Linked DNA regions of Homo sapiens: regions 1 and 2 are each linked to region 3. A link is a contact called in ENCODE Hi-C or POLR2A ChIA-PET data. All regions are on one chromosome and are shown on one strand. The core of a region is the stretch at or near the end of the contact, and the rest is flanking DNA. Distances in the headings are between cores, read along the strand shown.

Region 1 (3,126 bases), core at 587-3,086, 1.3 Mb after region 3:
TCAAGTCCCCCTTGTGGTAAGCATTCCTGTCCTCTGAACCCCGTCTCCCGAGGCAGATCCTTTTGCCTAGTGTTTGGGAGTCTGGGTCATTACCTGCCACAGTTTGGGACTGGGGCTGCAGGTCAGGGAGGAGCAGGGTTTGGGGAGAGTCTTCATTGAGGAGGGAGAGAATTTGGTGCCGTGACTCACATTGAGCCCATCCCTTGGCAGGCGGGGACTGTGAACCGAGGCAGTGAGGTGATTGCTGCTGGGATGGTGGTGAATGACTGGTGTGCCTTCTGTGGCCTGGACACAACCAGCACAGAGCTGTCAGTGGTGGAGAGTGTCTTCAAGCTGAATGAAGCCCAGCCTAGCACCATTGCCACCAGCATGCGGGATTCCCTCATTGACAGGTACCTGGGGCCTCTCCTTTCTTCTGCTCAGGGTTGGGGGTTAACTTGCATTTTGAGAGTATGGGGAAAAGATGTCATCTAGAATGGGAGCCTACCAGTTTGTTCTGGTAGCTTCTCGAGTGTGAGAGCATATCTGTACACTGCTGAGCAGATAAGAGCCAGCATATTCAAAAAATATTTCTTGAGCATCTGCTAATCCTCATCTTTGTGGTTTTTCAGGGCTAGGATACTAGAGCAGTAGCTGCTTGAGCAGCTTGTCAGAGCTGGTCCCGGGATGAGGGCTGAGGCAGGCACCTCACTTGAGAGTGAGGTGGGCTCTGTGAAACAGCTACTGACCGTGCGCTTTCCTTTCTCTTCAGCCTCACCTGAGTCACCTTCCAAGTTGTTCCATGGGCTCCTGGCTCTGGACTGTGGCCAACCTTCTCCACATTCCGCCCAATCTGTACCGGATGCTGGCAGGGAGGTGGCAGAGAGCTCACTGGGACTGAGGGGCTGGGCACCCAACCCTTTTCCACCTGTGCTTATCGCCTGGATCTATCATTACTGCAAAAACCTGCTCTGTTGTGCTGGCTGGCAGGCCCTGTGGCTGCTGGCTGAGGGTTCTGCTGTCCTGTGCCACCCCATTAAAGTGCAGTTCCCTCCGGGCCATTCTGAATGTGATGTTTGGGGCCCTCAGCCTGTGTACAATCCCTGCACTCTCCAGTTGTTCCAGCATTCTGGGAAGATAGGGTGGGATGAACACAACACACACCCAACCCAGTTCACCACCTCCACACACGCCATTCCCTTCTCCTCTACCATCAGGATGTGAGGCTTCATCCTGGGGCAAGAAACACTCTCCACTACAGTTCTCCTTTTTTCTTTTTTCTTTTTGAGGCAGTGTCTCCCTCTGTCACCCAGGCTGGAGTGTTGTGACGCAAGGATGGCTCACTGTAGCCTTGACCTGTTGGGCTCAAGCGATCCTCTCGCCTCGTTTATTTTTTTGTAGAAACGAAGTCACTGTGTTGCCCAGGCTGGTTTATACTCCTGAACTCAAGCGACCCACCGCCTCGGCCTCCCAAAGTGTTGGGATTACAGGCGTGAGCCACGGCGCCCGGTCTAGTTCTCACAGTTTTCACCCGACTTCTGCGCCGGTCTTCTCTGGCCTTGAAAGGCAGAGAGTCCGTTCCGATTTTCCCCTGAGCTGGGCAAGTCCCCTGTGAGAGCTCTGGGGCATCTGGCTTCGGGGCATTCTTTGACTAAGGTGGATGGAGGTTGCAGGTCTTTTCCTGGGTGGGCGTGGGGCGGGGCAGCGGGTTCCCAGCGTCCTCCTGGCCTGGGCGTCTTGGAGGCTGTTGGGGTGCATTCCGTCCCCTTGCGCGGGGCGGGGCCTTGAGGCGCTGGGGCGGGATTGGCGGGGGACGGTCGCGGAGCCCCGCCCCGAAGCACAGGGTCGAGTCCCTTCTTTCCGCTCCAACGCACGGAGGGTGAGGTCGGTACGCGGTGGTGGCGTCACGGCGCCAGCTCCTCCCGACGCCGAGGTGGGTTCCGGGAGACCCGCGGGTCTGGCTGCGAGAGGTGAGGGCAGAGCCGGGGCGGGGCCCTAGCGGGGTGTCCCGGCGACCCAGACCTTAAAGGGCTTCTCTTCTTGCAGACCATGGGGGCTCAGCTAAGCGGCGGCCGCGGCGCCCCGGAGCCTGCGCAAACCCAGCCCCAGCCCCAGCCCCAGCCTGCGGCGCCGGAGGGCCCGGAACAGCCCCGGCATCCGCCCCAGCCCCAGCCCCAGCCCCAGCCCCAGCCCCAGCCCGAGCCCAGCCCGTGGGGGCCGCTGGACGACGTGCGCTTCCTCATCGCCTGCACTTCCTGGTACTGACGGCGTCCTCCGCAGGATGTCGCCCGTCTGTCCGCCGTCCCCTGTGGTTCTTGCCTGCCTTGTCTCCTCTCCCCACGTCCCTGCGTCTCTTACACCCCCTCCCACCCGAGGCTCCCCAGAGATAGCAGAGAATTCGAAGAGGTCGCCGGGGACTGGAAAGAAGTCCCGGCAGGGCCGCCTTCGCAGTCTACACCCCAGCCTGCTTCCCAGCCTACACCCAGACCCAGCTCAGACCTTCGTGACCACCCCATCCCTTTCTCCGGCTGGCTGGGTCGGGGGCATCCCTCTCTGTCGCTGGCTTCCAGAGGCAGGACAGGCCTCCTGGTAAGCCCGCAAAGTTGCTGACCTCCTGACTTCGTCTGCCTTTTATTAATATCTGTATTGCTGATAACCGTGCTCTTGACTATGTGTCCCAGGTCATGTCCCAGGTCATGGAGAAGCCCGTGCCACAGTGACCCTCCCCATACTCCTGGGGGGGCTGCTCTCCATCCTGGATCGTAAGGAGGCATCATCAGGCTGTGTTCCTGGAACCCCAATAACCCTGGGCCCCCAGGGCCAGCCTGTTGTAGAGGGAGGCTATCTGACCGCCGGTCTGGCAGAGGAGATGGGTGGGCAGCTCCCAGACACCCCAAAGGACCCGGTTCTCTTCCCAGAGCGTCCTAAGGTTACTCTTGGAACCTGATCTTTGTTCCCTCATCCCAGGGAAATGACACACTCTGTATTTCTGTTTTATTTAGAAATGATTTAAAAAACATTATACAAAGGCTGATCAGTTTAAAATGTGACTGACACTGAAATGCTGTGATGTCCCCCAGGCTGAGGGGAAGCTAGGCTCTGGGGCCCCCAGTGCTTTGCCCCTCTGTCTGCCCTGTCCTGGGGTGA
Region 2 (3,475 bases), core at 439-2,938, 1.9 Mb before region 3:
TTGTTCTGTGCTACGGTCTTGATATAAATCATTCCATTTAATTCTCACAGCAACGCTATGAGCAGGGAACTATGACTGCCTATTTTCCATAACTGGAAACTGAGGCGGGGCGGAGAAGTTAGGTCACTTAGCCAAAGTCACATGGAGAGTAACAGCAAGAGTGGGAGGCAGAAGAGGACACCAGGGCTGTGTGGCCACAAGTGGGCACACCTGACCACCCTGCCCAGTGTCCTCTCAGCCACAGCATCTGTATTAGTCCATCCTCACACTGTTATAAAGAACTGCCTGAGACTGGGTAATTCATGAAGGAAAGAGGTTTAATTGACTCACAGTTCAGCATGGCTGTGGAGGCCTCAGGAAACTTACAATCATGGCGGAAGTGGAAGCAAACATGTCTTTCTTCACATGGTGGCAGCAAGGAGAAGTATAGAGCAAAAGTGGGTAAAGCCCCTTATAAAACCATCAGGTCTCATGAGAACTCACTCACTATCAGAAGAACCGCAGCATGGGGGTAACCACCCCCATGATTCCATTACCTCCCACGACAGGTGGGAATTATGGGAAGTACAGTTCCAGATGAGATTTAGGTGGGGTCACAGCCAAACCATAGCAGCATCCCACAGCCCCTCCCCATCACAGAGACTCCCAGTGTTCTCACAGTCTGGGAATCCCATGGGCCTCTCCCAGGTACAAAATATGGAGCAGATCTCACCTCAGGGACCCCCATTTCCCTCATGGTTGCATAGATCAGGACTGGATTTTCTTGTCCTTCTGACCTATTGAGTACCAAGAATCTGACTGGAGCGGGGCGGAGGGTGGGGCGTGGGCTCCTCATCAGGCCCAAGGGTGGGCTGCTTGCACTCCAGAACATGGGCAGAGTCAGTAGCAGGGCTGTCTCAGGCCGAAGAGGCACATCCTGCCCAGGGTGCAGGCAGTGCCAATGCTTATGAGGATTTGTGGGCCATGAGTCCCCTCCCAAGATTGTCTCCAGTATGTTGCAGGGAACATGGGACATCTGTCTACAGTCTCTGTCACTGTGCAAATCTGATCAGGTTCCTCAGATGCCAGTCTGGTCAGGTCTCTTCTGCTTCAGAGACTCTTTCCACCCTCCATCCCGTGTACTTTGAGGCTGGAGTTTAGCAAAGCAGTTACCCGCTGTGCATCTCTCTTGGCTCATCTTCTCACGCTCACATTCCAGTCTCAGGCCATGACTCAGTCATCTCGGTCTGACATTGTTCAGAAAAAAAGGAATGGGGCGGGGGTAGAATTCATTCATTCAACTGTGCTAGTCACTGAACTAGGTACTGAGTACAGTGGTGAATCAAAGACAGATGCCTTTGGACCCTTGCAGAAAGAAGTCCAAACTAAGCACAGTCCCCTCATCGTAGTAACAGCTCCTATCATGGAAAATTGGCCATTCCTACAGATTAATAATGAATCAGTGACCAAGGAACATCTTCAGAACAAACAGAAAAGCAAAGCAAGTGGGAGAAGTTTACTTCTAAACTTCCAGATAGTTTTCGAAAATTATCCCAAGTCCTCCAGAGTCTGGCGTTGAGCCTCCGCTCCGCCAGGGGACGCTGCAGGACTGCTCGCGTCGGTTCCTACCGCTCTAGGCCGCAGCTCGCGCTCTCGTCTGTATTTCCGCCGGCGCGAAACGAGCGTAGCTTCCTTGTCGTGTGGCCTCAGTCCTTCGCCGTCCCTCGCCGTCCTTCGCCATCGCACGCCACCGCACCCCATCTCTCGAAATCTGCAGACATCTTGATTTTTCCCACGCTGTCTGTCAGGTCTCCGCCGCCACTCGACGCCAGGGCGCCGGGTGAGTCCACAGCAGGGCGCATGGTCGGCTCCACTCTCACCATCGGGGGAAACTGAGGCCCCGGGGAAGGCGGCCAGAGAGGTCAGGCCCTGTCCTTGGTGCAGTGTCTCGTCCTCTTTGCCGGAGTGAGCCCCCCAGGATTCGCGTGTCCTCGGGAAAGACACTGGCAGGTGAGTCGCGCCCTTGGCCGCGGCAGTGCTGAGCGGGCCACGTGCGGTCGTCAGACCCCCTGTCCGCGCAGCTACTCTGCGGGGAGGCTTAGTGCCCCTGGATGGCGGGAAACAGGGCTCGGCGACTTTAGCTGCCCGCCCCCGACTCCTGGCATTGGAAGCCTCCAAAGCCACTTGACTGTTGCCTACAAAGTGCCAGTCATTGTGCCACGTCCTTGAGACCGTTAACTCGTTTTCCCCTCAATAACTTTTAAAAGTAGGTGTTAGAACCTTCATTTTACAGACCAGTTAGCTGTGGTTTAAATGGAAGACGCTGCCAGCACTCCAGTGGGGCAGAGTCTGGACTTCTGTCCCCGGGCCTTGTACTAAAGCCCCCTCCCCGTGCTTTTTCCTTGCCTAGGCCTTGTGGGCTGTGCTGCACCTCGGACGGCTTCGCACCAGCCAGCGCCCTCTCTCTCCTGCAGCACTCTGATCTGCACCCCCTGAGGGGCTTCCACTGTCCGCGGGGTGAGAATGCCCCTGGGTAAGTGCCGCTGCTTCTGCGCACCTTGGGGAAGGACCCTTCTGTGGGACGCAGTAGAGGGGACAGTCAATGAGCTCAGCCAGTTCTGAGTTCTGAGAACTGTCTGGCAAAGCGGGTGCAGAGCAAAGCGTGACTTAGGAGACGGGCTGCGCTTGGGGTCACATGCTAGCTAAGTTCCTTCATTCCCCTGAGGTTGACTTTCTGTAAAGTAGGGAAACTGCAAAGGCTCTCTGAGGGCAGAGGCCTTGGCTGTTTTTCTTGATTTTGAACCCACGGTGCCTGTCCACGTGTAGATACTCAGAACTGGTGGGCTGAATGTACAGCCGAGGCATTTTTACCAGAAGTCTGTTTTCCTGTGGACTCTGGGTGGGGACAGATGGAATCTGCCTGTGAAGTGATGATGGCTCTCAGGGTCCTGGGTACCCTTCTCTTCCCTGGGGGGTGAGCCTCCCTCTGGAGATCTGGCAGCTAACACGCTGACGTGGGCTCACCTGCCCTTTTTTGCACCTGTATTCGAAAGTGATCGTGGGCTGCCTGTGCCCTGGTCATTGATAGTGCAGGGAGAGAAATCGCGGAAAGTGCTTCCCCGTGTTTGGAGGGTCCGCTCCTGTCCCTTTCAAACTCTGGAGCTTTCTCACACCTCCTTCTCACCATCTTTCAAATGCCTCCTGGCACTTGGTGTCTTATTAGTGAGTGCTCCCTGTGCAAGGCTCAGTGCAGGGTTCCATGAGGCGTTCACCAGGGTCTATGAGGGGTGAGTCCCTGCCTCAGGATTGGTGGTGAAACCACAGCTGCAGCCCCCACTAGTCACACCCTGTGGCAATTACTGGCTTGATTGTCTTTGCCTCTCTCTATTGTGACCTTGAGGACAGTGTCTTGAGTTTTGTTTAATATTTTATTGTATTTTTTTAGAGACAGGATCTCACTCTGTTGTCCAGGCTGAGGTGCAGTGTGCAGTGGCGT
Region 3 (3,241 bases), core at 602-3,101:
CTCAAGGTTATCTGTACAAATTCCACCCTGGCTGCCAGCCAAGTCTGTCTGCAGGGTTCCCCGGGTGGGCCCTGGGGAATGACCCCTCAGTCTACACAAACTTCTCCACCTCGGTGTTCCGCCACACAGGGCCATCTGTAGTCTGGGAGGCTTCCCACATATGCACCCCACACCGCACCCAGACACACTCACGCCAGGCAATTAACCAACAGCGCTAGGATAACTGGCCCGGACCCATCGCTCAAGCCTTACAAACCCTAGGGTTTTCACCGACGCATACAGCACGCACACGCACAGCTTACAGACCCCAGGCCTAGCACGAACAACTGTGACCCACACAACTAGCCCAACTTCTGTACCCGCCCACCCACGAACTCCAACCGACCCGGCCACCCCCGATCTCTCCGACAGGGAAAACTCCAGGCGTCATCACACTAACAATCAGTTCTACCCTCAGTGACCTGTGGCAGCAACCCCTCGACACAACATCCCGTACACCCTCCTACAGACTCCCACGACGCCACCTGCAGCCACTCCCGCACGAACTTTCTGACAACTCCCCTAGCTGGTCCCGACACTCCCCCGGGCCGCGCACTCACGCCCGCATTCCCAGCAGTTCAGACAAAGCGCGCAACCTCCCCCGCGGCCCAGACCGAGTCGGAGCACATGGCTCCTGGGTCGGCGAGGAATCGTCCGGCGCTCGGGGCGCTTGCACCCCACAGTCCCCACACCCCGGGCCGACTCCGCGCACCAGCTCCCGCGCGGGCCCGCCATCCCGGTGGGACGGGGGCTCTGGAAGAAAGAAAACTCACGTGTCTGTCCCGGGGCAGGAAAAAGTTTGGTTCCCACCCCTACTCCGGCAGTTCGGGGCTGGCCGACTCTTCGGGGCGCGGGGACGGCGGAGCGTGCGCGCTCGGCTTTGTGCTCCGAACTGGGCCCGGAGGGGGAGGGGAGGGGAAGGGAGGGGAGGGGGCTGGGCTCCCACCTCCGCGCCGCCCCCCCCCCCCCAGCCCTGCGCCCAGACTCCATGTTGGCCGCCCCCTGCCCCGGAGACTACGCGCTTCTCCCGCGGGAGGCTTGGATCACCTTCGGCCTGCCCGAGGGTCCCGGCGCGAACAAACTTTCTCCGGGGCGCCGGCCCCACGCGCCCCGCTTCCTTGGCCAGCCTGGGAGTGACAGATGCCTCGGAGACAGACTTTCCTTTGTTCCAAAGGAAAGGGGAACTCGCGCGGGCTCCCCAGGGCCCCCCCGCTCCGGGCCCTTCCCGCGGCCCCCACCCCCAGCTGTCACTCTCGGCCGCCCCCTGTCCGGCTCGGCGGCGGGGGGGCCCTGCTGGCGGTTAGCAACGTGCACTTTTGAAACCAAACAAATCCGTCCCCCCGCGCGCTCACTCAGGTCCGGTGCAGGATCGGCCCTCTCCTGGGGTGGGATCCTATGAAGCTGGGCCCCCCACCAGGGCCCCAAGCGGGCTTCCTCCCGGGGGCTGGAACAGTCCCCCACCGGCCCCCGGAGCGCAGCGCCGTCGGGACTCACAAACACCCCCCGGGGGCCGTCGGGACTCACAAACACCCCCGAGCTCACACACCCCCTACCGCACGCGCCAGGACGACGCCCCCTCCCCGTCCGGCCGAGAAAAAGAAACTTTCCAAGTTGTCCGCGCGCCCCCACCCCCATCTGGCCCTCTGCTGCTCCCTGCACTGACTTTTCCCAGCGGCTTTCGGGTCCACGCGGCCTCCGGCTCGGCGCGGGGCGTCCCGGCGGGGAGCGGGGGGCGCCGGGGGCGCGCGCCGCGTACCTGCCCGGCCTGACACTCGGCCTGACAGCTCGCGGCTGGAAAGCACCTCGCGGCCTGACGTCAGATCCCCTCTCCTCCCCCCGCGCCCTCTGCGCCCTCCCCCACCCGCCCGGAGGGAGAAAACAAACTTTGTGCGGAGCGCGACGAGCTGCGCCCACCCCCCGCGGGGCGGGCCGTCGGCGCCGAGGGGCTTCGCCCCGCCCAGCGCGCCCGGAGGGGGCGGGGCCGCGGGCACCTTCTTCCTGCGCCCACCCCGCCCTCAGGAATGCTGCATGGCCTACCCATAGCGGCGGTGGGAGCCTCCGCCGGGGAGAGCCCGCTCGGGGGCAGGAAGTGGCCCGGCCCTCCTCGTGGAGGGCGTTTCCGGAGCGCCTACTGTGCTCCTTGCCGGGGTGGGGGTCGTTACCGAGTGGGAACTTCTGCAAATCCTGACTTTTGTCACTTCGCGCCCCGCACAAGATGTCCTGCCGGCGGTGCGATTGGTCCCGTTGCTTCGAGGGGAAACTGAGGCCACTTAGTCCGGGCACTTACCCGCAGCTAGTTAAGGACTAGGCTCTGATGGAGACGCTTGTTACGACCTCAATGGCCTGTAGAATCTGGGAGGCCGCCTCCGACCTAAGCCCAAAAAGCACATGATCGGGCTCACAGGGGGCGGCCAGAGGTGAAAACAGCCAACGCTTTACAACGACGCTGTGCGGGGCACTTCGTGTGTGTCATCCCGTCTCATCCTCGGGTGATAGGGTATGTGTTGTCCTATGTAAGTCTCTGGCTTACTCATGAGCCGCAGAGAGGTTCTTGATTTGCTTTTGTCACACAGTCAACCGGTATCATTCAGCCCAGGTCGGTCGATAGTGAAGCCTGATCCCTTACCCCTTGTGCCCGGCCTTAAACGATCAGTCCAGGAGCTCCCGGAGTTCCTGTCTGGTTTCTTTTTCCTCTTCTGCCAGTTACACCCTACTCCAGAAGGTTTTCCTTGGCCTCCCCCACCCCAGTCAGTACATTCTTCCCTGCTCTCTGCTGTGGGTACCACATACTGTGATATTTCTGTTAACCAGCCTCTTAGGGCATCCCCCCACGCCCCCCAGCCCTGTACCCGGACACGGCTAGGTCCAGATATCTAGGGCCCTTGAGCTTGGAAATCGCTTTGAAAACAGCTTTTGGACTTAATTACCCTTTAGCAATGGAGAACTCTAGGAACAAAACTCTTAATTTTTTCCAAACAAGCCTTAAGCCAATCAGAATGCTGATTAAAGATTGTTAAGGTTTCACCTGGACACCCCATAGAAGCCAGACTTCCTGCAAATGTTAAAAACCTCCTCACGGCAGCGGGTGAAATGTCAGTGGCACTGCCTGTTGCTCTCCATTTCACAGACAGGGAAAATAAGGCCCAGAGTGTGGGTCAGAAACAATTTTTTTGGCCGGGGAAGTGGTGCTCCCCCCACGGCC

What was found. Hi-C counts contacts between places; a loop is a spot of excess contacts on that map. ChIA-PET counts read pairs that join two places held with the same protein, here RNA polymerase II (POLR2A). Pooled maps may share reads with other maps.
Region 1: a pooled map shows a loop between it and region 3 (10-fold over the local background). The contact joins the promoter of MMP24OS here to the promoter of TGIF2 in region 3. A Hi-C loop is called at or near these places in 5 of 50 pooled maps. POLR2A ChIA-PET finds 5 or more read pairs at or near these places in 2 of 52 experiments (A673 and HepG2).
Region 2: a pooled map shows a loop between it and region 3 (5-fold over the local background). The contact joins the promoter of SNHG17 here to the promoter of TGIF2 in region 3. A Hi-C loop is called at or near these places in 1 of 168 maps with a recorded cell type or tissue (HepG2) and 2 of 50 pooled maps. POLR2A ChIA-PET finds 5 or more read pairs at or near these places in 1 of 52 experiments (WTC11).

What each region holds. Positions count from the first base shown.
Region 1 is chr20:35,276,832-35,279,957 of GRCh38, reverse strand. MMP24OS (MMP24 opposite strand) reads left to right here and starts at 1,836. Exons shown (of 2, transcript NM_001355003.2): 1 at 1,836-1,949; 2 at 2,026-3,126. The coding sequence starts at 2,029. The coding sequence ends at 2,244. MMP24-AS1-EDEM2 (MMP24-AS1-EDEM2 readthrough) reads left to right here and starts at 1,836. Exons shown (of 15, transcript NM_001355008.2): 1 at 1,836-1,912. MMP24 (matrix metallopeptidase 24) reads right to left here. Exons shown (of 9, transcript NM_006690.4): 9 at 2,960-3,126. EIF6 (eukaryotic translation initiation factor 6) reads left to right here. Exons shown (of 7, transcript NM_002212.4): 5 at 1-16; 6 at 211-392; 7 at 752-1,040. The coding sequence ends at 761. RefSeq lists silencers at 1,657-1,876, 1,967-2,186 and enhancers at 2,317-2,486, 2,607-2,706.
Region 2 is chr20:38,433,541-38,437,015 of GRCh38, reverse strand. It overlaps SNHG17 (small nucleolar RNA host gene 17), which reads left to right and starts at 1,688. Exons shown (of 8, transcript NR_185934.1): 1 at 1,688-1,989; 2 at 2,390-2,512. LOC124904958 reads right to left here. Exons shown (of 3, transcript XM_047440636.1): 2 at 2,411-2,553; 3 at 300-2,174. The coding sequence ends at 1,528. It overlaps SNORA71D (small nucleolar RNA, H/ACA box 71D), which reads left to right and starts at 3,017; the gene lies at 3,017-3,154. RefSeq lists enhancers at 1,566-1,625, 1,646-1,935, 3,216-3,295.
Region 3 is chr20:36,572,207-36,575,447 of GRCh38, reverse strand. It overlaps TGIF2 (TGFB induced factor homeobox 2), which reads right to left and starts at 1,851. Exons shown (of 3, transcript NM_021809.7): 1 at 1,703-1,851. It overlaps TGIF2-RAB5IF (TGIF2-RAB5IF readthrough), which reads right to left and starts at 933. Exons shown (of 5, transcript NM_001199535.2): 1 at 813-933. It overlaps DLGAP4-AS1 (DLGAP4 antisense RNA 1), which reads left to right and starts at 2,173. Exons shown (of 5, transcript NR_109939.1): 1 at 2,173-2,536. RefSeq lists silencers at 1,495-1,664, 1,735-1,824, 1,855-2,174 and an enhancer at 2,675-2,734.